Regions from separate parts of the Homo sapiens genome. Here region 1 is linked to region 2. The links are chromatin loops, found by intact Hi-C in ENCODE. Cell type or tissue: GM12878. All regions are shown on one strand. Links, peaks and the distances in the headings refer to the core of each region. The heading gives the core; the rest is flanking DNA.

Evidence for each region. Peaks named below come from ENCODE experiments on the same cell type or tissue, not always from the same donor. Only the 100,000 strongest peaks of a DNase experiment are listed, where the experiment ranks them.
Region 1: a loop joins it to region 2, with 7 times the contacts of the local background. A loop is called at or near these places in 4 of 110 quality-filtered maps.

What each region holds. Positions count from the first base shown.
Region 1 is chr11:104,326,635-104,343,260 of GRCh38, forward strand. LOC102723879 (a long non-coding RNA gene) reads left to right here. Exons shown (of 4, transcript XR_428991.3): 2 at 10,182-10,253; 3 at 12,419-12,510. Among named protein-coding and RNA genes, the nearest start is that of PDGFD, 170 kb to the left of the region's middle. RefSeq lists an enhancer at 11,548-12,747. In GM12878, for the core only: CTCF peaks have their summits at 5,675 and 7,528 (motif pointing left); no DNase peak of the experiment used is centred there.
Region 2 is chr11:103,920,661-103,937,286 of GRCh38, forward strand. PDGFD (platelet derived growth factor D) reads right to left here. Exons shown (of 7, transcript NM_025208.5): 6 at 6,252-6,466. Among named protein-coding and RNA genes, the nearest start is that of PDGFDDN, 22 kb to the left of the region's middle. In GM12878, for the core only: a CTCF peak has its summit at 7,067; no DNase peak of the experiment used is centred there; H3K4me3 peaks cover 443 bases; H3K27ac peaks cover 710 bases.

The DNA of each region.
Region 1 (16,626 bases), core at 4,153-8,152, 410 kb after region 2:
GAGGTCAGAGAAGTCGCGAGGGGAAAGAATATAAGACTTCATAGGTCATGGTGAGGCCATTGGGTTTAATACTGAGTAAACTGTGTGTGTAATTTGACTGCTTTATAAAATATACTGTAGGAAGGCAGGGAAGGAAGCAGAGGCACTAGTTAGGAGGCCATTGTAATAATCTTAGTGATAAATCATTGGTGGGTTAGACCAGGGTGTTAGTAGTGTAGGTGGTAAGAAGTAAATATACTTTGAAAATAGAGAAGATGTGATTTATGAATGGATTAGATGCAGTGTAGAATAGAAAGACAGAAGTCATAAAGGACTCAGGATTCTGTCCTGAATATCTGTAAATGCAATTTTCATTTATCCTGATGGAAAAGACTCTTTAAAGAATAGGGTTTTTGTTGGGGGGGGCGGGGGGAGGAGGAGCAAAGTGGAGTAGGATACTGTGCAATCACTACTTCAGTTTTTTACCTACAGAGTATGAGTTGCTTCTCAGATATTCAAGTAAAGATGGCAAATAAATTTGGGGTATATGTGTTTGAAAATCAGAAAATCCAGGCTGAAGTTATAAATTTGAGAACTTGCTCAGAGATTAAATATGATTAATATAGTCACTTGATTAATTGATTGGACAATGTGGAGATCTTCGATGACTAAGATAAAAACTGATTTGTAGAGTAAGATAATGATAACAGAATTGGAATGGATCCAAAAGAGGATGAGAAGATAGGAAATGTAGAATTCAATACCCACTTCTCTTTCAAGGATACTTCTCATTTGCTGTATATGGGAATCAGGAAGAGGAGTGGTTGCTACCAGGAAAACAAAGTCAAAAATATGTTTTCTGTGTAATTTTAATTTTCAAGATAGAAGTAATACCAGTATGTTCATACATGGATGAGAATAATGCAATAGAGAGAGAATAAGAAATTGGATACACAGAAGAGAGGAGTGGAATTATTGGAGTGATCGTCTTGACTATGGGAGAAGTGATGTCTTAGACCCATTGCACACATATGGTACTTGGCATTGGATTGGAAAATGGAGTAGTGCTTATCAACAGGAGAAGGGGAAAATACAGGGGAATTATAAATGGTGGTGGTAGGTATGTGTTTATGGGGAACTTGTTAGATTTCTCTTTTGATTGTTAATATTTTCTCAGAAAAATAACAAACATGATTATCATCTGAGAGTGAGGCTGAGGGAGGAGATTTAGAAAGTGGTTGGAAGCCTGAGAAGGTATTTAGTTGTCATCTGGAGGGTGAAAAAGTGACTGGACAACCAGCATGATGACTAAAGGCCCATTTGGTATGCACCCAGTCTCATGCAGGGTTCATATTTGCAGTGAGACCAATCAGCATGATTATGTGTTTTTCTGCAATGTGTTTGCTGCCCTGGAGCAAACATGTATTAAATAGAGAGTTGGCTTTAACCAGAAGTTGGGCGTTTGCCACGTTAATTTAACAGAACAGAGAGGAACCTAAGCTGGATAAGAGCAGAAACGAGGACAGCAGGATGTGGGATAGTAAAGAAGAGAAGCATTAATGGATTTTAGATCTTTGTCAAAGACATAGTGTAGATGTGTTGGGGTGAGCAAGCTGGAGAGAGGGAAGATAGGATCTGGTGAGTGAGATGCATGAAACGTAGAGAATGAGGAGTAGGCTTAAGGCCAGAAACACAGCCAGGGCTTGGTGGTAGAGCCAGGAAGCCCCGTCTCCATGAAGTGTTCTGTGAGGAAGGATATGTACACACCAGTGTTCCCATGAGATGAACCTGATAGTAAAATGAATGACAATGTGAGTGGGGCAGAGGAATATGTATAAAGGACACTATGGCAGAAAGGCGTTTTTTTCTTTTTCTTTTGACAAAATGTTCATTAATGTACATTGAATTATACCTATCTCATCATCTGACGAAGATTCTTCCTTAATGGTTACTCTTGGAAAAATGCAAAGATAGATTTCTTTGTCTAGAGCACCTGCAGTTTGTCTCTCTTGTCAGTTGTTCAAGTATCTTTTGCCAGCTGGTGATGAGACAAAGAAAATAGCATCGCCTGGGTGTGCAATGACATCTCACATCTGCAGGCTGCATGTTCAACCCAATCAGTAGATTTACTCATTCTTGAGATGGTGCATTCTCTTATCAACTCTGACAGCAGCAGATTTACGCCATTATGCCAACAGATATTTTTGCAAAGCTGTGTAAATCAAGTCATATATTTTAATGCCCATGGGAAAGTATGATTAAAAGGAAACTTGAAATCTACCTTTCGGTTAAGTAAAAATATTACATTTGGCAAATGGTCATGCTGTGCTACAATTTATAACTTTAATTTTAACATCAGCATCTGAACATAATGTTAGAAAATCAGAGAGTGAGTAGAAAATTTAGATTACTTCTCTCCTGATTTCTCACCCTACAAAGATAAAAACGTCCCTTTCTATCTAATCTCAGAGTCTGGGAATTTTAGATATTCTTTATTTAAGGTCTTTTGGAGAAAAAGAACTTTTAATATTTTTATATCTGGCTTTCTGAAACAGAGGAGTAAACACATGGGGAAATACAGTCTTTTTCACAATCTAAGCTTACTCTATCCAAATTCAGGAGTATGCAGATTCAAATCATAAGGGATAGCTAGATTTTGGCTAAAGTAATACAACTTTTTAGTCTCTGAATATCAGTCAGTGTTAGGTCATTGAAGGTTCATAAATAATGGTTCTAACTTACTAAGGAATTTTGAAAAAGACTTTCCGTTTATCCTTTTAAAAATTATATTTAGGCCTCTATATGAAACAGTGGGCATAAGATAAAAAAGATCTTTAAAAATATGAAACATGATCTAGCTCTCCAAGGCAACAGAACATCTGGTGGGCTTCAGTGTGAAGGTTCCGATGTCCTGGAATGAAACTTGAGTGTGTACTGTTCTATGCCTCAGAACAGTAGTGAAGAATTACAAATAAAAAACTCTGTCAAGAAAGAGCTACAGGTTTCTTTAGCTCATAAATCCTCAAGAGTCAAGGGATGTAGTAGAAAATGAGAAAGAGCTGGAAGAAAAAAAGAGAAACTAGACTACTGTAGACATTCATGACCTAGTGATCAGGAAAGCCTCAGAGCTCTGGTTTTTTGTGTCAGGAAGAAAAGACAGCAAAACTACTAGTACTTGCTAAATACTGTAGTACCTTTAAGCTGCAGCAATCTATTGGCGCATGTTTCAGTTATATTGTATTTTTTACTGTTTCCTTCAGGAGGGAAATTCAGGAATTTCTTTCTCCTCAGACCAGATTCAGGAATTTATTATTCTTACCAAATTGAAAATGAATATGAGAAAAAAACTTGAATAACATAATAAAACTGAGTAAGTAGTTGAGATCTGAATGTGTAAAAGGAATCCATTTCTAGGGTAATGAGTGATTAAAAGCAGATATTTTGAAGGATGTTTCAAAAGAAACAAATCTTAGGGCAAATATTAATAAATAATCAAAGTTAAAAGAAGCTTTGATTCATTTTAGATGGAGATTGAAAAAATCTACAGTTACTGTTTTGAACCCTGGCTAATGGAAGACATCAATCCCAGTGCAGTCAGCTGGGTCAAAAGTAGCAAAGAAGAGATCAGTAGAACTTGAGCAATGCAATACAATTACCATTATTGCTATTATGACTATGACTGCTATCATTGCTAATGCCTACAGATACTTAAGTACTTATTATGAGCCAAGCATATCTAAATATTTTACATGCATTAATTATTTAAATGAAACAAGAATAGACTGTAACTTCATGAGGAGAGAGATTAAACCTTATTTAGCTTTGTAATAATGCTGTTAAGCATAGTACCTGTACATAGTAAGCACTGAATAAATGTTTTTAAACCAAACTAAGGAATAATTTAGGGTAAATTAAGGTTTGATTTATACTGCCTAAGGGCTTTCACAAGTCCTTTATTAAGGAGGAACAGGGTGGTATTAGAATATTAATACATACTATTAATTATGTCGTGTAATGTATATGTAATGCCTTTTATGGATAAATTACATCTATAGAAAAGTGCAATAGGATTAAAGCTAGAATTTTCCCTTTTGATAAAAGAACAAAAAATGAACATGTTATTTGTAAACTGATGTTTAGTAACCGGTGATAAACTTTAACTACTAGATTACATTACAAGCCTTTATCTTGAGTAGTCTTATGAAAATTAATCTCTTAACTATCTTTCCAACCTATATTCACATTGGTTTTCAAGATACTTTAAGTTATAATTTTTCTTCTTTTTTCAGACCTGTGTCTTATTTTGGGGCTACTTTTTTATTGAGGTGTAATTCACAAGGGGCTGCATTTTTTTGATAAGGCTTATAACTATGGCTGGATGTTTTGCTCTCGTCTTGTAAGAAGTGCCATTTTATTTTTGAGCCACTCCTAAAGTCATGTGGTCATTAACTTTGGAGGCTATTTTGCCTATGAGTGTTGATACAAATTAAAACCCAAGTAGACTTCATTGCATGTCACCCTATGAATGTTCACAATGGAAAAAATACCTTGTCTGTAGTATACTCTCATTCTTGCATTGAAAAGCTGAGGAAGAAACTTATTATTTACTTATTTATTTATTTATTTATTGATGTAAGTCAGAAAAACTTATAGCTAATGTGCCCAGTTTTCTGGTTGCCCTCAGCAGGTGAAGTGAACAAATAGTGTCAATTGAGATTGAAGAGATTATCTGAATCCTGGTTTTTGTAGATTTACAGTCTACATACAATATTAACTAAATCAAATAGCTTTTACGATTTCGCATGTTTACATAGCCTCCCTCCCAGCCCCTTCCATATCCATTAGTTATTGAACTTTCTAAACTGGCATTGAAAAATATTACAACAATGTTTTTGTTTTGTTTTGTTTTGTTTTGTTTTGTTTTGTTTTGAGATGGAGTCTCGCTCTGTTGCCCAGGCTGGAACGCAGTGGCAAGATCTCCACTCACTGCAATCTCCACCTCCCGGGTTCACGCCCTTCTACAACAATGTTTTGTTGCCCCAATTTTATAAACTTATGCAGTGCAATAAATGTTATTTGTCTGAGGCAAACCAAAGGTAAATTTCTCAAAGTTCTTGCTGCTTTCTTTAGCAGAATTTGATGTAGGATCTTTTATGGATTTGTAATAGATTAAAAACAAACAAACAAAAAAACACATTGCAATCCTTTTTTTCAAATCAAGTTTTTGGTCCAAATTGTGTAGGATAAGTTAAACTTGCATTCTATTAGCCAATATGAGTATATTTCTGTAAGCATAGTTACAATGAAATAAAGTTTTAAAAAGCAAAACAAACAAAAAAACATGCATACTGCATTTTCTCCATATGTGGAATTTGGAATAAAACTTGTATTTATTAATTTCCAAATTTAAGAATTGATTAAGATATTCTTTTGGGTGAATCTCATTGACAATGTTAATTATAAAATGGTAACAGAATGAGCAGCTTAACTTTTCACAGAAGTACATTTATTTCTGTATTACTAGAACTGGTCACATTTTCCAGCAGCAGGAAATTCAGCACTATCTTTTTGAGGGTCTTCTCCTTTTCTTCAGGGACTCAGAATCTTATTCAGACTATGAAGAACCAGGGTCTAACTACGTTCACATTACTGGCTCTTTCCTTGAGCAGAGGAGAGCTGTTGAAGCCTAGCGCCCCCTAGGCTGACAGATGATGCATGCCCATTGTTGTGCGGCTTTGCCGCTGGTCAAGCTTCCCTCCCAGGGACCAGTTGTTTCAGGGTAGATGAGCCCATCCTCTCACTTTAAGTGTGGCCAGATGTGTTGCATGCTTGATTTCCTAAAATTATAGTAATTCACACTCACTTATTTTAGTGTTGAATGCCACTTCTGGTCCCAAGAAAGCCATGTGAGCCTTGCCTCTATTATCTGCTACCTCTAAAATCCAGATACACTGTCTTCTGCTCCTCCTTAGGAATACACACAAGAAGTCATGTAGGTCTTTATTTTATACCCTGAAAATGCAAAGCCCTTGTAGTGGAACTATTCACTCGTTGGCTTGAAATACTTCAAGGATAAGTATTGTTGGGTTGGCGTGGGGTGGGTGTGTTATATATCTTTGTTTCTACTGGAAGCTGTCCTTGAAAAAATTAATGACTGATGGCCTACCTCTTTTTTTTTTTTTTTTTGACAACATCTTGCTCTGTCATCCAGGCTGAAATGCAGTGGTGTCATCATTTCAGCCCCCCGAGTGGCTGAGACTACAGTCATGTGCCATCATGCCCAGCTAATTTTTTAAAATATATTTTTTGTAGAGATAGGGTCTCACTGTGTTGCCCAGGCTGTTCTCAAACTACTGGAATCAAGTGAGCCTTCCTCCTCGGCCTCTCAAAGTGCTGGGATTATAGGTGTGAGCCACTACACCTGGCCTAATTTTCTACTTTTGACTAAATTGTGGTGTGGTTGTAAACTTCCAAGTACTAAAGAAAATGAAAGAAAAAGGAAACACTTTTTAAAGGAAAAAAAATTTTAAAGAAAAAAGGGGTACCTGCTATGGAATGGTTCCAGTCACAATGTTCCATAGAAGTTACGCCACAGGGGTGAATATATTCTCAGAAGATGTAGCTGAAAATTAGACCAGGGTTGGGATGTTGATCAAGATGACAAGGGAGGGTAAATATAGGTGGCTGCTCTTTCTTTATTTATGAAAAAAATGATTCTTATAACCTATGTGTAAAAATTCTGTGTTCTGTTAACCCATTAAGATATATGTTTTAGCTGTAAAATTCCAGGCAGTACAAGACTTATACACATCACATACAGAAATAAAAGATGATGGGCCAGGTGCGGTGGCTCATGCCTGTAATCCCAGCACTTTGGGAAGCTGAGGCAGGTGGATCACATGAGGTCAGGAGTTCGAGACCAGCCTGGCCAACATGGTGAAACCCCGTCTCTACTAAAAATACAAAATTAGCTGGGCATGGTGGTGCGTGCCTGTAGTCCCAGCTACCCGGGAGGCTGAGACAGAAGAATCATTGGAACCCAGGAGGCAGAGGTTGCAGTGAGCCAAGATTGTGCCACTGCGCTCCAACCTGGGTGACAGAGTGAGACTCCATCTCAAAGGAAAAGATGATGGTTAAAAAAAGAAAATCAGAATTCCCTGGAAGCCATCAGGGAAGTGCCAAAATGTATTTCCACCTTGACTGCCTTTGTGTTATACTTTGTCAACATCAGGTCACCTTGAAGTGGCTGTGAGCATATTGAGATCCAGCTACTGGAAGCTGAATTTGGAATACACTCAGGTTTGGTTTAGTTGAGGTATTTTAATGTGGTTAATACTGAATATCTACATTTAATTAAGTTATACTTAATGGACTTCTATTACCGGCCATGACAGAGTTACAAGGTGTATTCATCCATTCTCACATGTTTATAAAGATACTTCCCCAGACTGGATAGTATCTTAATTTATAAAGGAAAGAGGTTAGTTGACTCACAGTTCTGCATGGCTGAGGAGGCCTCTGGGAACTAACAATCATGGCGGAAGTGGAAGCAGGCAGGTCCCCCTGGTGGCAGGAGAGAGAAGCGAGTGAAGGAGGAACTTGCCAAACAATTATAAAACCACCAGATCTCATGAGAACTCACTATCATGAAAACAGCAGGGGGTAAACCTCTCCCATGATCCAATCACCTCCCACCAGGTTCCTCCCTCAACACATGGGGTTTACAATTCAAGATGAGATTTGGGTGGGGACGCAAGGCTAAACCATATCACAAAGACCAGACTTATCCTTCTGGCATAACCAAATAATAAGCCAGACAAAATATATCAAACAACAATTTTCAGAGACTGTACAACAGGCAGGATAATGATTCTTGATAGAAGGAAAAGAAACAAGGTAAGCACTACAATTACCAAGGTTAATACTGGGGAGAGTTTCCAGACTGCTGTACAAGGAGGGATAATGCAAATAAAGGTCAGCATTATGCCTGAGTGGAAAACAGCTCAGAGAGAACATAGGAAGAGAATTGGTAAGAGCTGCATAGGTAGGAGAGGACTTTGAGATCTGCAAAGTCTTCAGCTGAGTATCAATCAGCAAGTGTTAGATAAAGAGTAGTGACCACCCAAGGGTTGAGAAACAGCAACCTGAAAAATAAGTGGAACAATCCCTGGAGCTCACACAAGGACAGGAGTAGTTTGCGTTCCCATCACAAAGTGAAAACAAACAAAAAAAACTTTTAACATACAGGGCATTGAGTAGTGTAATTAAAAGGTCTCAGTAATGCAGCAAAATTAGCCTTGGGATAAAGGCTGTTGTGGTTTAGCCTAACAAGTTTTGAAAGAAATTCTTGAAAAATCAAAGGGTTTCCACATAACTTAATTGTATTCCATAACAAAACTACTCAAGAATATTTAAAGAAATACAGAAATTGTTCAGGATCCAATAAGGTAAAATTAATAATATCTGGCATCCAATTAAAAAATACTAGGCATGCAAAAAGATAGAAAAATATGTAAATAATACGGAAATCAAGAAATAACACAGATAAAATAATTAGTTGACAGGCATATTAAAACAATTATAAATATATTCCAGCTATTCAAGAAGTTAGAAGAAAACATGAATGTGTTAAAGAGAGTCCTGGATGATTTTTAAAACAGTCAACAGATTAGTGAGTGTCAAGGCTTAACAACTGATATGATTCAAATTAAAACAGAAAATCAGAAAAAAATAAAAAAGGACAATACCTCATTGAGCTGCAGGACAACCTCAAGCAGCCTAATGTATACCACTGAAGTCTGTGAAGAATAAGCCCAGAAGAAAATAGATGAAGAAATAATAGCTAAATAATTTATAAATTTGATTCACAGTATAATTTCACAGTAGGGCAAAGAAGCCTGAGCACAAGAAAAATGAAGGACATCATTAACAAATTACTCTAAACCAGTGACTAAGAGAAAATCCTAAAAGCAGTTAGAAGCAAGAAGGCATTGCATAGTGTATAGATATATACAAATAAGAATAATAATAAACACTCATACCAGAAGTGTAGAGGTGGCAGCAGGGAAAAAAGTTTTTGAAACATGTTCCAGATGCTGGCCTATGGAAAATTCTCCCAATCCTCAAATGGGTAAAATATAAGTGGAGTATGAACAATACAAACTAGAACTCATGCTGAAAGAGGGAGGGAAATAAAACCCTCTCAACCCAGAACTTTTTATCCAGTAAACATATCTTTTAAAAATAAAGGTAAAATAAAGACATTTTCAGAGATCCAAAGGTAATAGCAGCAGCAAATTTGCACTATGAGAAATGTTAAGAGAAATTCTTTAGGAAGAAAGAAAATATATCAGATGGAAATTTGCATCTACATACGAAAAATGAAGACCAGTAGAAATGGTAAATCTATTTGTTAATAGGTTTTCTGTTGTAGGAAGACCTTCCACCCTGATGCTACATCTGTTTTCATCACAAGAAAGTGAAGGGTCAGGCGCTGTATCAGGACATGAATATGTTGCATGACACTCGGTACCAGAAGTTTATAGGCAGTGGGAGACAAACTAGGATTAAACATTTGTGTGCTGGAAGCTGCCTAAGGAAATTTTTGCCAGTCATCAGATGTGTAAAATATAAGTGAAGAGTTTAATTTTCATTGACAACTACTAATACTAAAAATTTTCTACTTTGAGTCATGTACTTGACATAGAAGTATTAAAATTATAAATTTAACATGCTTTTTAATGGGCAGTTTTTAAAACACAATTCAGAATTATGTTTGTAGGGTACAAACTGGTAGCAATTTTCTAAATATCTGGTGTACCTTCATGTGAATCTGCTAATTTTATTTTTTCAATCACATTGAATTGCATCTTAGCATATTTGACACATTGACACTTTTTTTTTCTGATGAAATCTGGTACTTCTAGTCAATGGGAGCATGCAAATCACCATCAATAAACTTAAATTATCTGAAGAAGCAAGAGTTCTAGTAAGAAAACTACACATACTCATCAATAAATCAATGTATGTAGTGTAAGAGTAATTTGATTACGTATTGTATAATTCAATACAACATAGAAGGAACTTAAAATGCTTTTGAATTACTCTCATGTAAGCCTTAATTTCATATTAACTTTCTAAATTATCAATAATTGAAAACAAACTAGAGAAAACCCTGAATTATCTTTCTACTTTCCCTGTAGAAAATGTTACAATGTCATTGCTACATGAAGAGAAGATCAAGAGAATTCAGCCAGAAGACTGTAGAAACAAAGGTATATTATGAAAAGTAATCAGGCAATTAATACAAATACTATGTTATTTCCTAATATGTATGATGATATATCTGTTGGCTTTTAAAAATCAGTAATTTATTTTCTTTTCTAAATGTACATTTATGTTTATACTTCATTTTTTGTGATTTTATTTATTTTTTCTAAAACTCCACTGCAACTGGAAAATCAGCCCCACAAAACCTGAATCTTTGTATTATGGTGCAGGGCTGGAAGACATTAAGCTTTGGTACTGTGTATCCCTAGATGTTTTTAAATGCAGACTTTATTTCATATTTTGCTCTCAATGGGGGTTTTATTTTTTCTGTTCTTTAGGTAATTAAATTGGGGACACTATCACGTAACCTATATCCAAAAGAAAGGTAGAGAAGGAAATAATTATCTGGTACAGAAAGAAAAAATGAATCAGTTAGAGATGCTGAGTCTTATTTGACTGAATAGTAATTATTGAATGATCTGATTTAATGCCTACATACTCAGGAACAAAAGCAGAAATCTGTGACCCAATGTCTATTTTTATTTCCCCGCCAGTCATGAATCATGCTGTCCTTGGATAACCCGGTGTCACCCAGAATCTCTGTATCCCTTGGAAATGTAGACTTTCTCCAACCGCCTCTCCCTCCTTGGTGGCTTCTCTGCCTGGACAGACTTGTCTTTGTATTAGTAGTGTCACTTTACCTCCTACTACTCAGGAACAGACCAGCCAGTCCCATGACAAATTTCCACAAAATGCCATGTATCTTGTAAATTTAATGAATCACTTTGGGAAAAGGTGGGACACAGAGAGCTTAATGTAAAAAAACCCATTTTTTTGGTCAGAGTGCTGAAAAAAATAGAACTTCTTTAACAGGTTCTGAGTAGAAACATAGCTCAATGAAGAAATAAAAGCACCTACTGTTTGAAAGTCCTGCTGTTAAAGTCTTACTTTTCTTCATTACACCGGGCATAGTGGGAAGAAATCTGCTTCTGTTTCACTCAGGGATATTGTTCTGGAATCACAGCTTTTCAGACAGGCTTCCTGTGGATTACCATGAGGCTAGCCCTAAATGTTTATAAGGGACTCCCTTGCCTATTTCTCCCCTTGTATCCATCTTCATTGTGATTTCCTCCTAGGTCATAATTTGGCTCAAGGTCCTGATTAGTTTCAAGTGGGTAAAATGACCTATTATCAGATATGAATCGAGGGGAAACAGAAGAAGGGCCTGTTTGGTTGGCTCTGCAGTTCAGAGCAATGGAAGACTTTCTTTCTGTGGTATCCAGGAGTTTGGCAGTGACTTGGGGAAGTAATTGGGTGGGAGAAAGTAAAATTTTTGCTGGGCTGAGGTAATAACTTCCAAAAAGAAAAAACTGTACAATTTGATGGTGATACTTTTCTACCTTCCACAAACACAATAAGCACTCTAAAATGTTGACTTTTATCTTTTTCTGTGTAAAAATATTGTGTGTGAAAATGTTTGTGGTTATGATGTAACATAGAAAGAAGGTACAACAGGACTTGTCCAGGGCTTGCCTTTCTCATCGAGTTTGGGACAAGTCTAAACTCCTGAAATGTACTATGTCTGAACCAAACTAACATATTAGTGGGTAAGTGCCATTTCTCATCCTAATACTTTCTGATAAGCCACTTCTAAGGACCCAAAGAGAGCATATTTCAGGAGTTGAGAGCATATTTCAGGAGTTGAAGCTATTGCACAGGGCATGTTCTGTGATATATAAGTTGTGCATGCATTCCTCGTTTAAATAAAAAAGTACAGGCTGGGTGCAGTGGCTCACACCTGTAATCCTAGCACTTTGGGAGGCTGAGGTGGGTGGACCACGAGGTCAGGAGATCGAGACCATCCTGACTAACTTGGTGAAACCCCATCTCTACTAAAAATACAAAAAAAAAAAAAAATTACCCGGGCATCGTGGCAGGCGTCTGTAGTCCTAGCTACTCGGGAGGCTGAGGCAGGAGAATGGCATGAACCCAGGAGGCGGAGGTTGCAGTGAGCTGAGATCATGCCATTGCACTCCAGCCTGGGCAACTGAGCAAGACTCTGTCTCAAAAATAAATAAATAAATAAAAATAAAATAAAAATGAAAAGTACATTTACAGAGTAGACTAGTAATAATGATGTTCTTTTTTGTTTCTGTTTTGATTTTATCAGATATAACAGTTTTGGATTATTGCTTGCTCTTGAAATGTGTTGTTTCAAAGGAACACATTATTTTGGACATGCAATCAGATGAAACATTAAAGGTGAGAGGTGAACCCGGCTGGGCTTCTGGGTCGCTGGGGAACTTGGAGAACTTTTTTGTCTGGCTAAAGGATTGTAAACATACCAATCAGCCCTCTGTGTCTAGCTAAACATTTATAAATGCACCAATTAGCACTCTGTAAAAATGCACCAATCAGCGTGCTGTGTCTAGCTAAAGGTTTGTAAACACACCAATCAGCACTCTGTAAAAACGGACCAATCAGCACTCTGTAAAATAGACCAATCAGTGCTCTGTAAAACAGACCAATCAGCAGGATGTGGATGGGGCCAAATAAGGGAATAAAAGCTGGCCACCTGAATCAGCAGCGCATCTCCCTTGGGTAGTCTTTCAGGGTGTGGCGGTTTTGTTCTTTCGTTTTTCATAATAAATCTTGCTGCTGCTCACTCTTTGGATCTGCACTACCTTTATGAGCTGTAACACTCACTGCTAGGGTCTGTAGCTTCATTACTGAAGTCAGTGAGACCACAAACCCACCCGGGAGGAACAGACAACTCCAGAGGCGCCACCTTTAAGAGCTGTAACACTCACTGTGAAGGTCTGCGGCCTCACTCCTGAAGTCAGCCAGACCACGAACCCACCAGGAGGAACAGACAACTCCAGATGTGCCACCTTTAAGAGCTGTAACACTCACTGCGAAGGTCTGCGGCTTTACTCCTGAAGTCAAGCGAGACCACAAACCCACCGGAAGGAAGAAATGCGGGACACATCTGAACATCTGAAGGAACAAACTCTGGGACACATCGTCTTGAACTGTAACACTCACCACGAGGGTCCATGGCTTCATTCTTGAAGTCAGCGAGGCCAAGAACCCACCGGAAGGATCCAATTCCGGACACAAAGGGATGATGATTGTATTTTGTATTTTGTTTATCTGGAGCCAGCAGTTTATGTAGGTGGAATCATACAGCTGAATAGATTAATTTGCTTATCATTTATGTAAGTAGGATCATTTTTTCAAACAACTTCTGATGTTCATTATTAACTGAGTGTCATTTAGGGAATAAAGCAGCCCTTGGTCAGGTGAAAAAAGAACCAGGAGAAAAGACAATTCTCATGTGGTTTATGTGAATTTCTAGTTCTTATATTAGTAAATCAATTTATTTAGTGTGGTTTTAAATTAACATTGTATCACATTTACTACATACTCTCCTCTTGACCCCTCCCATCTCAACCTACATGGATTGAATAGTACAGGGGTGTCTGACTTGGGTTACTCAACCTATGGACGTGGATACCTATATCATAGATGTGATTTTTAAGGAAGAGAAGCAGTCTTGTTTACCAAAAATTTTCTTCATCATCTGCTTACCTTGGTGCCAGAAATTACTGAAATGATGTAGGAGGTTTGAACATATATTTATTTCAAAGGAAAATATCCACTATTAGCAGTTTATTAGAATAGCCAGAAGAAACTAGAATGACTGTATACATTCAAAACTCAGTATCTTACCTCTGTGTATTAAGGAGGAGATTGGGACAGATTCTCTGCTTTTAAAAAGGTCATGATTTAGTCTCTAGATCCAACCTTACACACACGTGGGCTCTTTCTCCTGATTAAATTCCTTTCTATCAGTACTGTCTGTCTTTGGCTTTCATTACCCTAATCCATCTGACTTTGGCTCCTGCCTTGGCTCAGTTTTGCCAAATAAATCTAATTTCCTCTGTCCTGAAAGTCAATTCTCCAAGAGCATTTTAACTTGTTCTCTGGCCTTGGTTTTGATGACTTGTCTTTCTTTTCTGCAATCTCACGGAGAAAAAAAAAATAAAAACTATAGCAAGGACCATTTTATTTCACACTTTCTGGAGTTTTACAGGATTGCTAAGGCCATGAGAAGTGGAAGGAGAAATAGTGATTCAGAAGTAGGGAAAATGCATGGTTTGAGGAGCAATATTGGCACATAGAGAAAGAGTATTAATCCTATCTATCTCCCAACCAGGTTGGGAATAACTTCACAGTGTGGCTGATGACCTATACAGGCATATGTAATGTCTTGGGAGCAACAGGTTGGGAGGTAGATAGGAATCCAGGACACATTTTGTTAATTTTGATTGTTACCAGGTACAAACCCACTGCTAAGTGGATATGAACCTGCACAATAACAACTCTTCCATGTGTTAAGCTGATAGCAAATGGACATGCTGCTCATGTCTAGGAGATTACCAGAGGGTTCACCAAAGATTTCTAACCAGTAGATTAAACCTGCAGGTAAATCATGCAGCTTCACCTGGACTACTTGTAAGTCAGTCACCAGCATAGGTGACCAATTCAACTTTACTGAGATGCTCTAACCTTTCTCAGGTCACTCCTCCCTCACTGGTGGCTCTGGGCTTTGGGAGGCTTTGCCATGTATCCAGAGTCTTTATAATTTTGAAGCAAGTATGAGAGTCTTCTTGTTCTCTCCTTGTCTCAGCTCAAGTCTTTTCACTTTTGTGAGGGCCTTGACCTTGTTTTAGGTACAATTAGGAGCTTTCTCCTGTTTGTTCCCAAGACATTATATATGCCTGTATAGGTCTCCAGCCACACTGTGCAGTTCGTCTTTGTTTACATAAGGGGCCCCACTCCCACCACACTACAGAATGCTTTATTCATCTCTGTACCCCCAAATCCTGCCTGGCCCAATAGCCTGGTGAAATGCAAGTGCTCAATAATATGTACTGATTAAATTATTTACAACAGTGATCTGGGTTTGTATATTTTCCCAAAGCTTTTACGGTAAACATGTAACTTACTTAGTTGTACTGCTTTTCTTTAAAAATGTTTTATATTAAAATGTGGAGGTGACTAAAATTGGCTTCAAAACACATTTTAATTCCTGTCTCATGTTTGGAACTTGATACTACAGTGCTGCTTCTTTGTTGGTGTTCGTTTTCATAGTAGAGAAAGCTTACCTCAGAAACTAAAGAGAAACTCATGGAGTAACACCTTATCTTTTGGAATTATTCATCAGAATATTCTGAAAAAAATTTTACATCTACACTATAACTTTTTCAACTACAATCATAATCATTGTTAGTTGTATGAACAAATGATGGGAAGAGAAAGCAACTTTTTTTATTGATTTCTGCAGTTAACTTTATGATTTTCATGTGACAAGGTATGTTATTTTGACTTAGTTTAGAATGGGAACTGCATCTATTCTTTAGCTTCCTGAATACAGTCACCTTTTGGTTATAATTCTGATTGCTCTGGGCTTTATCACACTTAAAAATGGAGTTTGCAATTAATGCCTTAAATATAGTTATACTAATAGAGATTAACTAAACAAAATAAGGATCCTGAGCAGCTGCCTGAACTTGCATGCTTTACAATGGCAAATTCTTCTAAGTTATTGTATTGATTTAATTTGCATTCAAATTGCTCAGGATTTTGCTGGTGTATTTTCACTTGAATGATTTGCTATCAAGTGAGGAATGAATAAGTGACACGTACAGACTCAAATGTAGAGTTTAATTTTAAAATTTCTACAGGTTTTAATTGAGCCGTATTAATAACAAAATAAAAAAATACAGGAGCAAGTGGGAGTTTAGCATTACTTCTTAAATAAATCCTAGAAAATGTCATGGCTTGGGATTTGTTTTATGAAGTTAATTTTATTTAGCATAAGGACTCGTGTTATACTTGAGCAGATTTGATTCTTCATTTCAATTATAAATTTTTTAATTGGAAAATAATTGTTATGAAGTTATCATTTAAATCAGAACTAGTTGGTTTTGATCATATTTATTGATTAAATTATTTGTAAGAGTGGTCTGGCCTTGTATAATATTTTCGCAAAGCCTTTATGGTAGACATTTAGCTCATTTAGTAATACTACTATTCTTTAAAGGTGTTTTATATTTGCCACCGAATGCAAAAATTGTCATTAAATGGTCATTTTATAACCTGTAGTATATATATAATTTGTGATATATTTATTATTCTAACCATCTGAATACTTAATATATAAGTAGAAAAAACCTTTCATTATCTTTTTGGGCAGTCTTGTCAAAATTAAACCTACCCTGGGGTCTACAGAAAACTTTAAGGCAGTAATATTTCCTGTGTCCTCTGGCACAACATTATGCCAAATCCCATCCATGTAGCAATTGCTTCTGG
Region 2 (16,626 bases), core at 4,982-8,981:
ACCAGGCTCTCATCTAATTCCACCCACATCTGTCTTGTACTTTATAGTCTTCAGATGCCTTCATTCACCCAGTATCCCCAGGTGGTAAGAAGCACATGTGTTATCATTGCCATTGTCAAGATGAGTGAATTAACTTTTTTATAAGCAGTCTATAAACATTTACTGTTCTGGATCATATCTTTATTCTTTTTGCATTTACCTAGCATTTCAACCACCAATTTGTTTTTATTCCTTACACAATTTCATTAAGATTTTGGGGGCAGGATAAAGTGTAACAACAGATAATGAATATGATGTAATTTCAGGTTTGCCTGGGAACTCAAAATTGTAGGTTATTATGGGGATTAAGTGAGGAAACCTGAGGCCCTGGGAAGTTTTAAGTGGCTGGTCCTCAGTTGCCCCTCCATGTGGCAAAGCTGGAACCAGAACCCACATCTTTTCTAGTCCTGCAAGTTTTCTGCTCTATTGCCCTCTCTTGGTAGGAAAACATCACAGACCATGAGGCTTCACTTAAAGGTGGAGAAAGGACAAGAGGCAGAGAGACTCCACAAGTTCTAGCTATGAGGTTTCCAAAAAAATAACAGAAAAGAGATTTTCTTGACTTTTATTATGGTTAGGTATAATCATGACCCAAAAACTCCCTCCCTATTGCTAGAGAAGGAAAACTCCTTGCGCGAAATTTATTTTCTGTTTCTTTGGTCTCAATTTGAAAATTTAGGTACTTTTTTTTCAATAACAGACGTTTCAAACATGTAAAAACAAAGTACTATTCTTTTACCTCAAATCTGAAGGTCAACAGTGTATTACTCTAACCTCATATTTCATGTATAAATACAGATGCTCGTTGACTTATGATGGGGCTATATCCTGATAAACCCATTGGAGGTTAAAAATATTTTAAGTTGAAAATGCATTAATACCCCCCCATAAACCCACTGAAAAGTAAAAAAAAAAAAAATCTAAATCTAACCATCATTGAGGATAATCTGTACCAATTTATTAATACATCTCCTAACTCTTAAACTGTGATAAAATGCAAATGTTTAATACAAAATTCTACCTTAGAACAAGAAGAAGTCATTTTTTTTTCATTTTGTCTAGATGTCTAAGTGATTCTAGATGCTATAAATGTGCCAGAATCAGAGATAGGTATAGGCTTGTGCCATTCAACAAGGTAGTCACGGCCTTGTGTGGTAATTTAAATTTCAATTAGTTAAAACTAAATAAAATTAAAAATTTAGTTTCTATTTGTGCTACACACATTTCAAGTGCCCAACAGCCACATGTTGCTAGTGACTACCATATGGAACATTGCAAATATAGGTTATTCCTATCACTACAGGAAGATCTATTAGACAGTGCAGGTGGTTAGGTCAAGCATCCTGAGAAAATTATGAGAGGAAGAACAGAGGAAATTAACATCTATCTTTATCTCTTTGATGCTTCCTATGTTTTTGGCTGTTGACTAAATGGATACAGCCAGGGCACCAAATCATGAAAAACAGTTGAGTAATAATTTAATAGGTCACTATACTTTTAGGAAATATCCTCTTCCTTCATTATACACTATCAAGAGAAGAGAACTGAAATAATAGTTTCTTCTAATTGTCTACACAATACGTTTTTCTGGAATCCTCCCTTTAACAAAAATCACTACCCAAATTATCTTTTATATTCTATGATGGGGTTCAGGACACTGTACTCCCAAATGTTTTAAGCTGAAGGAATTTGAGAAAACAAGAAAAGCAGAAAGATCACTCTGACCTTCCCCTCACCCTCCATCCTGAAGGAAGTCATAAAACCTAGGATTTTCTGACCTTCCCATGTAGCAAGTCATAAGACCCTCATGCGAGAGGTGCCCCTGTTATACCCAGAAGAAAGAAGAATTCCCCCCCGCCTTTTTGTTTGAGATGTGGTCTTACTCTGTCACCCAGGCTAGAGTGCAGTTGCATGATCATGTTCTGCTGCAACCTTGAACTCCTGGGCTCAAGCAATTCTCCTGCCTCAGCCTCCCAAGTAGCTCAGACCACAGACACATCCTCCACACTTGGCTACTTAAAAATAATTCCTTTTTTTTATTATTTATTTATTTTTTTTTTAGAGATGGGGGGGTCTCGCTATGTTGACCCGGTTGATCTTGAACTCATAGCCTCAAGGGATCATCCCACCTTGGCCTCTCAAAGTGCTGAGATTACAGGCATGAGCCACTGCTCCTGGCCTAAGAATCCTTATCTCCAAAGACAAAGGTAGAACAAATAAGAATCTGAACAAACAGGCCTTGCTAATTTTCCCCAGTTTATTACCATTAGATCATACTCTGCCCTATCATATTTCTCCACAACTATCCACACTTTATCAAACTTACTGTAAAAAATTATCAGGTTGAACCACTTTTTTGGGTCTTCCTTACCAAGGCCTCTGTGTCACGTAAAACATATTCAATAAATGAGTACACTTTTCCTTTGTTATTCTGTCTTTTGTTATAGTGGCCTCAGCCATGAACCTAGGAAGGGTGGAAGAAAAGGTATTTTTCCTACTCTATATCTAGTATATTCCAAGAAGCATAGAATGATTGTTTAGAAAGAGGAAAAATACTTCAACAGGGTACCTACAAACTTTTGAGAGCAAGAAATAATAAAGACAGTCACATTTTACTGCACAGTGAAAACCGCTCAAAACCCTACAGGACAACTAATATGACCTGTGAAAAAAGCAATATTAGCTTCGTTAGAAGCTTTCCAGTTTCCCAGATTTAAATTCCTTAAGGTTGAGCACTGAAATATTTGTGGAGAATCACACAAGCCTGTTATGTGACAAGGTCTCATTACCCCCTTAAGGGTGCTCATCTTTCACAGAAACTCATTTCACATCTCATCAGTTGCAACCATGAGCTGGGGAAACTGGTTTCTCATTTCTCAGAGGTAAGAATACAGACACAGAATTCAGAATAAAGGACTAGAATTTTTCCCTAATGAGACTAGGCTCAAGCAACCCCCACTTCTGGAAATGGAATAAGCCTTTTGCTGTTTCCCACAGGGCACTTGACAGTGATAATTGTGACACATCTCAAAGGTATTTCAGGAGTCTCAGGGGCATATGACAGGAGTGTTTGTTCCAGGTAAGCAGTTACTGGCTGGTGATGGATGTTTATTTTTCCTTTCATCCAGCACTTGACAGAGTGATTTTATAGAGCTTTGCAGAGTTCTAGAAGTAAAAATATTAGGACACATGTCTTAAAGAGATGCTTTAGATACAGTTTCAAAGGATGCCAATGTTTCAAATCCACTCATGCGACTGAACAAAGAGATCAAGAGTTTTCCCCTCTACACATTAACTGAGAACAGAAATTTGCAAGTAATGGTTATTGTGTAGAGAGATAAGAAAGGAACTAAGAGGAGGAGGGTAGCCAGGCCTTCAGTGTTCTTCAAAACTAACTGGCTGGGAGGCAAGGGTCTTTGGGGGTCTATGGTTCACTCTGCTCTTCCCACAATAAGTAATTTTTTAAATCAAGCTAAAAATTCTATCTGAGCATAGAGTCAAGATAAAAATAAAGCACTCCACAAATACATCAAAGTCCTGACCTTGAATGTTCTTCCTCACAGTTACTACTAGGTAGAGACCTTGTCACTTCCTAGATTATTTTAACTATAACCTGATTACTGCATTCTGCATTTATCCTTGGGGTATGATTAAAGGTTATAAAATTCAGGTTCTTAGAAGTGAAGGACAACATCCAATCTAGAGTTCATCAGTTCATACAAAAATAAAACACAATGAACATAGATGATAGCATTCTCTAGATATGAGAACATTTTTTTTCCTTTGAAAACAGTGGGGTGGATCAAGCAATTCTTATGACTTAAGAAAATATGTTCCATGTAGGGCTAAAATAGTGTTTCCCTGTCTGAAGTAAGTATGGTCATGGTGGAACAATTTCCTACATTTTCCAAGTTGAAAATATCAATTATTACATACTCATTTTTGCTTAATCCAGAAGTTACCTCCTAACTTACTACGATTTTTGTGTTGTTTTCAGAATAGAAATCAAAACCAAAACACCACCACCACCACAAAAGCCTCCAAAAAACAGTTTTACAAAGCTGGAGATTTTGTTTAGAGAGAACTACCTATTCCTTTGTTGTGGTGGACACTTTTTAAAAATTATTATTATACTTTAAGTTGTGGGATACTTGTGCAGAACGTGCAGGTTTGTTACGTAGGTATACACGTGCCATGGTGGTTTGCTGCACCCTTTAACCCATCACCTACATTAGGTATTTCTCCTAATGCTATCCCTCCCCCAACCCCCAACCCACCGACAGCCCCCAGTGTGTGATGTTCCCTTCCCTGTGTCCCTGTGTTCAACTCTCACTTATGAGTGAGAACATGTGGTGGTTGGTTTTCTGTTCCTGTGTTAGTTTGCTGAGAATGATGGTTTCTAGCTTCATCCGTGTCTCTGCAAAGGACGTGAACTCATCCTTTTTTAAGGCTGCAAAGTATTCCATGGTGTATATGTGCCACATTTTCTTTATCCAGTCTATCACTGATGGGCATTTGGGTTGGTTCCAAGTCTTTGCTATTGTGAATAGTGCTGCAATAAACATATGTGTGCATGTGTCTTTATAGCAGAATGATCTATAATCATTTGGGTATATACCCAGTAATGGGATTGCTGTGGACACTGATGGAGAGCAACTCAAACAGTAATTCCTAACAATGATGTTTGCTTCATATTTTAGTTTATATTTTAAAACATATTTCTGCATGATGTTTAACATCTTGCAAAATATATTTCATATGCATTATTTTATTTGACCCTCAGAGCAACTCTGGAAGGGGTTATCTGATATATTAATTTTTCAGTCCTATTTAAATATGTGAAAACTGAGTCAAAACTTTAGTGACTTGCATGTGTTTCCACAATAATAAAGTAATTAGAGCTGCTGCCTATGTCACGGAAGAGCTCTAACTCCTCTTCAGTCTACTCTCTCTCTCTCTCTCTATGTGTGTGTGTCTGTGTATATATATATATATATATACACAGACACACACACACATATATATATATATATATATGTAATTTTTTTTTTGAGATGGAGTTTCTTTTACCCAGGCTGGAGTGCAATGGCGCGATCTCAGCTCACTGCAACCTCCGCCTCCCGGGTTCAAGTGATTCTCCCGCCTCAGCCTCCTGAGTAGCTGGGATTACAGGTGCCTGCCATCACGCCTGGCTAATTTTTGTATTTTTAGTAGAGACGGGGTTTTGCCATGTTGGCCACGCTGTTCTTGAACTCCTGACCTCAGGTGATCCACCCACCTCGGCCTCCCAAAGTGCTAGGATTACAGGCGTGAGCCACTGCGCCCGGCCTATCTTTTATGCTCAATAAAGTGCTATATATTACTAGTGATAAGAAAAACCATAGACCCTGGAACCAGTGGATTGGAGTTGGAGTCCTGGCTCTGTGATTTACTGACCAGGCCATGCTGGCCAACTTACTGATCCTCTTAGGGCTCAGTTTACTCACCTATAAAAAAAGAATAAAAATAGTGACATTTTTACAATATTGTTGATGGGGTGCTAAATGAGCTAATGATTACTTACAATAGTTTTTGTCAAGCAATAAATGCCATTGTTACTATTATTAAGGTTATTGTGCTCTTTAAGTTTTTGTTCCTCCTATATTCTTTTACTTTTGTCTATTTTTGCATAATCCAAGAGCTGATTCCCTGAGTAGCACTTAATAATAGTTAAAATAAACTGAGCATTTCCGGTTGAAACATACTTCATATTTAGAAAATAAAAAGATCTTTGACAATTTATATTTTGCTATCTTTATTGTGCCAAATTTATTAAATGATATAATTGAATTAAGGTTTTGCTTATGAGATTGTGCCGTCATATCCTGTAAATGAATAACATCATATTTCTCTTTTTTTCTGTCTTTCTGCAAGTAGGTCAAGCTCTGAAATTACTGTATCACATATTTGATTATATATTCTAACAATGTTGATGTTGATCCACATGGTGTATTGTTCAAATTAGAAAAAACAGTGCCTTCGTCAGGATAGGATTAACCTGTCATCAGGACACTTGGCTTGGCAAACCTAGTGTGGGTAGAATTTCTGCTCCTAATCAAACCCTGGCTGGGTGCCCTTGTGCAGTGAACAACCTGAACAACTGTATGCAATGGCCCTGTCTTCCTGAATCCTATAGATTAAGCATTGCAACAAGAAATCTAAGAATGACATACCTCATGATACTTTTTCACGGTTTTCCCTGAATTGCATGTGCAGGACCTCCAGTTGACAGTTCCACAGCCACAATTTCCTCCACAGCGCTGCACGAGGAGGCAACGTGGAAAGAAGACCACATTGGCCAACTTCAGCTCTTCTCTTATATTGACCGAGTAATTCCTGGGAGTGCAACTGTAACGCTTGGCATCATCATTGAGCCTATCCAGGTCAACTGTAAGCAAATACATGCACTGTGTAAGCAAACACAACAGTAAGCACAATTGCTCAGCATGTGTTTTGGGGAATAGAGTGGGAAGATTCTGTGAGGACAACTTTAATCCTGGGATTAAATCCATCCTCAGGCTCTCAATTACTGGGAACCTAAAGTAAAAGACCTAATTTCTCTCTTGATCCCATCTACCCTTTGAAAATAACAACAAAAACAAAACAAAACAAAAACCTTGGCTAAAATTCATGTCTTGGTTCAAATTTCCTTGCATCTTTTTTATGCAAAAAAAGTTCAGAGGAAAGAAAATGAAACATTTGGCAAATTAAAATAATTGCCTTTATCTTCAAAAAGACAAAATAAACTGCTTCTTCATTCTAAATAAATCCTGACTCTAAGCCATCACTTAAATATAATTTAAATTATATCTAGGACACATTAGAGACAACCACTGTATTATATTTACCTGGCAGTGAAATTTCACACATAAATGTAATAAAGAAAAGGGTTTTAGTTTTATTTTTAACTTCAAAGTTAATCAACATGTTAGAGAAAATGATTTTTTTGTGTGTGAATATGGTGCATATTTGTGCACTGGGTCCTAGATGGCAGTATAGCATAGTGGTTAAGTGCTTTGGAGCCGCAGTAAAGTTACAACTGCCTTCAATCACATCATGGCTATGTTTCCTTTTAGTTGGAAAGTTATTTAATGGCTCTGAACTTCTGCTTCCTCATCTATAACATGTAATCATTTGAAGAATTGAATGTAACGTGCCTGGCACTCAATGCCAGCTATTCTTACTAATCTTGATTCATCTGAATCTCCCCCTCTCACATTCTTTTCCTTTAAAGTCAAATGGACAAAATTTAAAAATATACTACGTCTTTCTCCCTCTTTATGTTTTCTTCTTTGGACATTATATAAATGATTATCAAGGGATATGGTCAGTGGGACTTCTATGAACTAAAAGCACCACAATATTTTCAAAGCTAAGTCATAAATATTTACTTGAATTCAATTCGCATTATTGTGTTACATAAATTAGATTTGATTTCGTGTTCTCCAAGTCCATCCAATTATCCATCCATTTGGCAGCCAAATCCTCTTATTGGTGCATACATACATGAGTATCTTCTCACAAGAACACAGTTAGAAGCAAGTCCTTTTGTCTGCACAGAACCCACCACCCTTTCCCAATGCACGCCCTTGTGTGCACCAGGCCACCACAGAAGGAATCCCATGAATGTTAGGCAGTTATCACCATGTTCATTCTAAACTCTAGCCCTGGTAAATGTCTTAGGCTTAAACTGAAACTGCTTAAGGAGAAGGAAGAAAAAAAGCCTTTGGGAGCAGAGGTCAAAAGTCAAGGACAGTGTCAGTAGAATGCATCTAAGGAAAATTGCAGGAACAAGTGTGGACCATGAGTCCACTAACCGCATCCCTGTTTGTCTTTTTATATCTACAACTGTGCTTTGATTCTCAAGGGCAGGGATTTATCCCCAATTGTCATACGCTGAGCCCAGGATACTGTGGGAACTAAATAAATGCCAAATAATCACTGTGCATAATTTATTGCTGTTTTTTTCTTCCTTTGTAAAGACATGTCATAACTTTAGCTATAATCAATCCAGATTTAAATTGAATGAACTCTGTCTTGGGAAAGGAACCATTTTATTGCTGCTAAAGCCCTGAAAATAACTGCAAGCAAAGCAGAAAGGATTACATAAATGGATTAAGAAGTGCAGCAATCATCCATTACAAGTGTCACCTTGAGATAAATACTGATGCTGGCCTGTGCATTCCTGGGCTTGTGAACAGGGCTGATGCAGAGGGCCAAATCTGCTGCTTGTGATAATGGGAAGATATTTGTCTAACACGGAGGACTAAAGAGGTACAATTAGCAGGAAGGGATCGTGATGTGTGAGAAGGCAGAGAGGGACAGGACGCAAGCGGCAACACTGAGTCTCTGCTTTCGTTCAGCCCTCTGCTGAACTATGTCATAACCTTACAGATATGACTACATTTAGTTGTTCCCCACCCATTTCAAGTGAGTATTATTTGCTAAGAGTTAACAGTAAATGGTAAAACTGGAATTGAAGCCTTTCCCCCTTTTGCTCCATAGTCTCTGTCACTTTAAGCAGAATAGAGGGATGGTCAGTAAGCCATTAGTTGAAGGAAGAAGACCAGTGTTATGAGGGCTGTACTGGACTTTCCTGTCTGATGTTGAACCAGGGTTGGGTGGTGAATGGCCACATCCTTATCTTCAGAAGACACCCAAGCCAAAGTACAGCATGCCTTCCCTATAGGAATTCCAATAAACTCCAAAGTGCCCTCCACAAACCAGGAGAAGGCATGTAAGCCTCATTCTATTTGAAACCAAACTCCTCACATTGTATAACTCTTTGACTAGCATTGGTTACTTTCATTTCTTACTCACCATGAGGAGATTCACAATTCTGTCAGTTTTATGCATCAATTCACTAATGTCACTAAGAACTGTGACCCAGTGTGACTGCTGTAGAATCCACCTGCCCTACATATCAGGCGATTGAAATCACCGAGGCACTCAATTTAGAATTAGAACTGAAAGGTTGTTCTGACTGGATGCAAATAACTTCAAAGCGTGATTGCAGACTTTCTGCAGGGGATATTGAGTTTCCAGTCAAAGAAGACTGATAAGCCAGTGCAGCAGAGCAGGGAGCCAGACAGAGGCTGAGCAGCAATTAAGGTTTCTGGTGCTTGGGTTAGAAGGAGAATTCTAGAGTGAGACTTCTGGGAGGGAGACAGGCCAAGTGGTGTCAACCGAGAGAGAGGGGCTGCCCTTTCTGTTCCTGCATCAGTCTCCATAGCTGAACATTCAGAGCATCAAGGGTGTTCCAAATTTAATTCAAGGGCCCGCTAATTTCAACTAACGTCCCTTATTTCATCCCAGTCTACATCATGGAATAATCCCTCTTTTTCTGTCATTCTGAATTTTAGTTTTGCTTTATCAAAGCTCTTTGACATCAATTAAGTTTTTTGGGCCTCATACAGGCAGTTTTCTGGAAAGGCTGGGAAGGCTCCCCTGTCCTCAAAAACTTCCTTTGGACATACTGGTAAAGTGTGGGGTGCTGCACAGTGCACAGGGGCGCACTTTTCCTTCTGCAGCCCTGCCTCTAGGTGCAGCCTAATCACAGAGGTGCTTTGAGATGTAATAAGAATGCTGGGATCTGAGCTCTAGAATGGGGATGTGAATGCACACCCTTTTATAGTTTCTAATATTAGGTGTGGGAGGAAGGAGAGTCAACCTGTTCTTTTTGATCCTGGCCATCTAGACTACTAAGTGCTGTGTTCATCATGAGTGCATGAAATACTCATAAATGCTATGAATTACATACAATCATTACTCTTACTTTTGCAGTTGAGGAAACTGAGCCTTTCAAAAGTTAAGAAAAAAAAAAAAAAAACTTGTCCACAGCCATACAACCAGTCAGTGGTAGAGCCAGAGTTTGAATCCAGGCCTCTTCATGCCTTTTGTACATTATGAGCCCAGTGTAAAGATTTGAAGGAGGGTTCAGAGAGCAGCTTCCACAAGCGATGCTGAAGTCTTCCCACCAGAGGACCACTTGCTGTGCAAATGACCTGGCTTCCTAGGTGCACCCATAGGCACTAACCTGTCATTTTCACAATGTCATTAATACACATACCCAAGCACGAGCAGCTGTGTATCCTCATCCACCTATTCAGTTCTGACTAATAAACCAGGCAGCTATTCAGAGTCTACTTTTGTCTTTGGTATTGTGATAAAACATTTCGTCCTTTTATCTGAACCGAGTGGACTTTGGCCAATGCACACTCTTCCTTTTGTCCTCATTTCTCCTTGAACCCTTTCTTGCCTCATCTAGGAGCTGAATGGATTGATAGCAATGATTTGTCCTCAGTGGGAACAAATGCCAGGATCCTAAAGATTCTAGTTTCTGTAGGACAGATAAAACCAATATAATATTTCACATACTTGGCAAGCACAACATGGGTGGTGATCAGCTTAAGATAAAAATTTAAAAATCTATTCCTTATTAAAGTGAAACATATTTATTATTTTATACAAGTTACCTGTTCTGGTGGACAGAAGTCCAAAATGTGCCTTACTGGGTCAAAATCAAGGTATGTAAAGGTAAGTCTGTTTTTGTGAATACAAAAATTCATTATGAAACAAAATAATCTCCTCACTTTGAACATGGGAAAGCACCTTTGTTCTCCACATGCACAATAATTTACTGCTTGTTTTGGTCAACAAGAGGATGGTTTCCTTGAGTCAGTCTCTAAACATTAAGTTATCAGTTGGCTTTCACTGTGCTGGCCATTCATCAATCTTTATTCTGATAGTAGAATCACATGCTTTTTTCTCTTGATCATCCACAGACTGTCAGAGAATCCAATTAAACTGCTGCATGTCCTTGAAGACAGTCAGTAATCTTTTTCTTTTCTTTTCTTTTCTTTTTTTGAGACAGAGTCTTGCTCTGCTGCCCAGGCTGGAGTGCAGTGGCATGATTTCAGCTCACCATAACTTCCGCCTCCCAGGTTTAAGCAATTCTCCCGCCTCAGCCTTCTGAGTAGCTGGGACTACAGGTGTGTGCCACATGCCCAGCTAATTTTTGTATTTTCATTAGAGATAGAGTTTCACCATGTTGGCACCAGTAATCATTTTATTGTTGTTACAAGGTCTAGCCTTTATAATGCTAAAGTTCTTTATAAACTCTTAGCAGGCATGCAGCAGCAGCCTACATACTAGTGCATATTTACCACATGGTGATGGCATGTGGAGAATGAGCACTCAAAGTAGGGCCATGATGTTTTTGAAAACCATGCTCTTGTTCTTCTGTTTTGCTTTCTCTGGCATCTCAGCTTGCTATATTATTTTAATCTTCTAGAGCTCAAGTCAAAAGGCATATTCACTCTACATCTCCTATGACTCCTTCTCTATGTACTCACCACACTTTTTCTGCCCTCTATTATAGCATTTACTTCATAGACCTTGTTTTGTTTTCTTTGCAGATAGTCCAACTTACAATGGTTCAACATGAGTTTTTTTTTTTTTACTTTTTGATGGTGCTTTCAGCTGTGTATGTTAATGGTGAGCACCCATAAAACCATTCTGTTTTTCACTTTCAGTAAAGTATTCAATAAATTATATGAGCTATTAAACCTCTATTATAAAATAGGCTTTGTGGTAGATAATACTGACCAACTATAGGCTGATATATGCGTTCTGAACATGTTTAAGGTAGGCTAGGCTTAGCTACGAAGTTCAGTAGGCTATGTGTATTGAATGTGGTTTGACTTAACTATATTTTCCAATTACAATGTGTTTATTGGGATGTAAACCCATCAAAAGTTAAGAAGCATCCATATTCAGGTGCTTCTCTTCTATTGAACTAAAAAAGTTGTTGGAGGTAGAGAGCTAATCATCTTTTTATCCCTTCTCTTCTAGTACTTTGTCCCTAATGTAAGGACCAAATGCAGCTCATTCAAGCTCACTTCTAAAACCATTTGACTTCAACGATTAGGAGCAAGGTGCTGCTGAAGGAAGCACAACATCGTCTTTGTGCCAGATTCCCTTTGCAAGAAATAGACACTCAATAATTACTACCTGAATGAATCAGATAAACCATGGATTTTTTCAGTTTAATTTTTTATCACAAAGGTGAAACAATTCCAACTATCTTTCAGGAATGCATAGAGTATTATTAATACTTTATATGTTGAATGTTTGGATCTTATCTCAAGACTAGTCTAGGATGTGGTGTAGTGCGAAAGTGTTAGGTTAGAATTAAGAAACTAGGATTTAGAACCATCTCTGCCAAGGATGAACCAAGATGCATGAGATGACTGGCACCAAGATCTGTGAAATATAGGAGTGGCACACATGGTAGAGCATGGTCTTGAGAAGACTGGTTCTCAGATGCAAACATCAAGGTGCTAAGGAACATTGCCTTTGTCAAATGGGAGACAGTGCCATAATCTGTTATGAAAAGTGCTAAACATTTCCCTTTAATGTTGCAGCACCAGGTTTATGATGCTTTGGGGTGGGGTGGGAGGTGAGGGGACTATAGGAATAATTGTATTATTTTTGTTAAACAACCAGGGGCTCTCAGCCTTTCTCAAGGTTCATAAGTTCACCAGGAGTCTTCATCCTTATGAATATTACAACCTCACTGTGATTTTCAGAATCCCTCTTCTATAAATCAGCACATAATTATGAAAACTGTTTTCACATTTCAATCCCAATGCAGAAGTGCAAATAAATCTGGAAAGGACAATTATTTTATAAGTTTTAATGAGGGACTATCAGGATACTTTAACTTAAAATTATGAAAGACACTGAATTTTGTGACTCCACATGTGGGTTTAACATCTAAAGAATAAAAACATTTACCACTTGTTTTTACACAAATTAACCTAAATCACAGCAAAAGATTCTTAATCAGACAATTCCTGATTTTCAAGGTTTAGAAGCATTGTGAAGCAACGAGTGAATGCAAACTTACTGAGCAACTACTATGTATCCAGCACTTTGTGAGATGCTTTCACAAAATCAAATTTCATTTAATTCTCACAGCAAACCCTCATCTTAGATATTACAATTCCCATTGGATGGATGTAGAAACTGAGTTGCAGAGGACTTAAGTGACTTGCCTAAAGCCACTGGACGTAAGTAGATATTCAGCACATATGTACTGGAAAATCAATGGATGACTGAATGAATATCTGGAAGGCACTGAATTAGCCATGAAAGCAGTAACACCATCATAAAGCCATTCTCTGAACCCTGGGAATTCATGACCTGGGGTGATGTATAAAGCATATCTATGAAATGAAAAATTTTTTAAAAAACAAGTTAGGAGATGAAGGTCTTAAAATTTCTTGTTCTCATTTACTAGACTATGAATCCCTGAGCTTTAAACACCATTGAGTTGCTCACAGCATGAGCTTTGCAGCCAACAAGGCCAAGTTCATGTCATGATTCTCTATTTTCTAGCTCTCACAGAAACTTTCTGAATTTTTTTCTTTTACTATGCAAAATGGGAATCACAGTAGCTCCTGCCAAGGAACTTGTTAAGATTAAATGAGTTTTGAGTGTTTGAAGCACAGGTCTAAATCCTACCTCTCAGTAGGTATGCCCACATTATTACTGAAGTGAGTAACACAGATCAAAGAAGGAAGTTTAAATCAGAAGCACCTAAAACTAGAAGGAGCTGAGATTCTGTAATTGGTGATTACTAAGGAATAGAAGGCCATGCCCACCTTGAACTAAATACAAAAAGCCAATGATCAGGTGTCTTCAGTTTGATTACATCAGACGTAACACTATCCTTTGCAAGTGTATTAGTCCATTCTCATACTGAGATAAAGAAACACCCAAGACTGGGTAGTTTATAAAGAAAAGAGGTTTAATGGCCTCACAGTTATGCATTGCCTGGGAGGCCTAAGGAAACTTACAATCATGGCAGAAGGCGAAGGAGAAGCAAAGGCACGTCTTACATGGTGGCAGGAGGGAGAGCATGTGTGCAAGTGTAGGGGAACTGCCCTTTATAAAATCATCAGATCTTGTGCCACTCACTCACTATCACAAGAATAGCATGGGGAAAACCATCCCCATGATTCAATTATCTCCATCTTGTTTCTCCCTTGACATGTGGGGATTATGGGGATTATGGGGATTGCAATTCAAGATGAGATTTGGGTGGGGACACAATGCATAACTATATTAGCAAGTAAAGACACTCAGTGAGTTGGATCTCTCAGCACCAGCAGGGCCTACAAGCATATATGCTCTAGGAGCAGTGTAGTGTCTCCTTAAGTCTAGTGGGGCATAAAGGAAAACAATCCCATAATAATTTTCCAATGCTTCACAGAAAAAAATTAGCACAGCAAACACAAGGAACACACATTTCTCTTTAACAAGAGTAATTGCAGTGGAAAATGCACATTTGTTCATCCGACGCTAAAAGTTACCTATGGCTTTCCACTGTCAACTGGATTTTTCCTATTGATTTGCATTTGAATGACATGCCTAGATGAGGGGAATAACTTTGATAATGAGGGTGGGGTTAGGATATCCACAAAGACGGACAACTGCGTCTAGGATGAAAGCAGAGGTGGCACAGGCACCAGGAGGAAAAACAACTGAAAGTTGTCCCACTGCTGAGATTTTCTTAAAATATTTCATGTGTGTGCCCTCATAGACACACACAATATGATAAACAACAATATGGTTTTTATGAATGCTTGCTGGCAAACAGAGTAAGTGAGGCAGCTAGATACTTACAAATCATATGAGTCATAAACAGTGGCAAAAGTCTCTAAAAGAAAAGCTTAGCAGAAAAAACATCCAATAAGCAAAATAGTGTCAGAAAATTTCTGGATAAATAGTATCAGAAAAGTTTAGTACTTGGAGATAATTTTGAAAACTTTTAATGAGTACACTGATTATACAGATAATTAAATAAGACAATATTTGCCAAATACTATCTGTGAGGCTCTCCAGATTACTGATGGTTATCTTAGAGCCTTATAGGGAAGACAGCAGAGCAATTAATAGAAATATCTTGGTTCTGTGCAGAGTTTTGCAAGCAATTCAAATAATAACAGTAGCTATCATTTATTGAGGGTGTTAGATACTCTTTCATTACCTAATCCTAACACAAATTTGCAAAGTGCTTATAATTAGAGCCATTTTACAAAGAGAAGAAAATAGAGAATCAGGGGTCTGTAAGTGACTTCTCCAAGGCCACTGCTACTGATTTTAGGATTTGAGTTAGAATTTTATTACAAGTTAGTTTGACTCTCAAGTCCATGCTCTTTCCATTGCAACGTCCTTCTTTCTTTTGCTCTATTTCTATTAAATTTATGCCAAACAATTTTAATATTGATAAATAAAACTTTCACTTGGTAAAGGTACCAAATATACCACATGGTTCAGGAAACTCAATGAAGCTAACCATCTTTCAATAATAGAAACTATTATTAACAATAATGTAATATTAATAAGCAACACAAGTTATTATTAATGTCTATTATCTACTGATGTCACCAGTACCTCCTTAATTTACAGAGATGTAGTTACAGATATCTGAAGACTGACTGATCTGACTCATCACTGGTGTCGGCCAACAGCTTTTGGCAAATTCTTAACCCAAGTATCAAATAGGCAGACAGAGAAAATTGCAAGCACTCAGTTTCTAAAATATGTTCATATGTTAATGCTCTCTGAATAATTTCCTACATTTGAAATCATTTTTGAAAAATCAAAACTTGTGTCCTCCTGTTTAGCATGCAGTGGCATGACAAAGAAACAGCAATAAATGATAAAATTTTTTTAAAGAACCTATTCTGACTTAAGAGAACTCAGAACGAATGAAAACATACTGATATAAAACATTTATTTCATTTATTTCTCAGTTTCTTATGCTAGTTATTTACCTGTAAATAATTTGCAAATTAGAGTCAAATGTTTTAGATTTTAGAGGAAAATGTCATGGAGAAAATAATAGAATTGGTATTAGATCCTTGGAAATGGGTTGGTAACTGTTCCACAGTTGTAACATCTAACCATTTAGAGTCTGTAAAAATCACATATTTCAAACGTCATCATTTGGAACTAATTTAGTATCAAGATGTTTACTGCACTCAATATTAAAATACTGTTTTTTTGTTTGTTTGTTTTTTGTTTTTTTTTTTTAAAGCAGGGTCTTCACTCTGTTGACCAGGCTGGAGTGCAGTGGTGCAGTCACAGCCCATGGTAGCCTTGAACTACCCGGGCTCAAGTGATCCTCCCACCTCAGCCTCCTGAGTAGCTGGAACTACAGGTATATGCTTCACGCGTGGCTAACTTTTGTATTTTTTGTAGAGACAGGTTCTCACCATGTTGCCCAGGCTGGTCTCTCACTCCTGGGCTCAAGCGATCTGCCTACCTCGGCCTCCCAAAGTGTTGGGATCACAGCAGTGAGCCACTGTGTCGAGTCTAAAACACTTTTTAAAAGAGGAGTGGATTTGAATTTTAGCATGTGTATCTAAAAATGATTACTTTTTGGAGAACAATATATTTTAATTATTAATTTAAAACTATTAATTTGGAACACCCCAATAATTTTGTTCATATTTTAATCAAAACACAAGCTTTGAA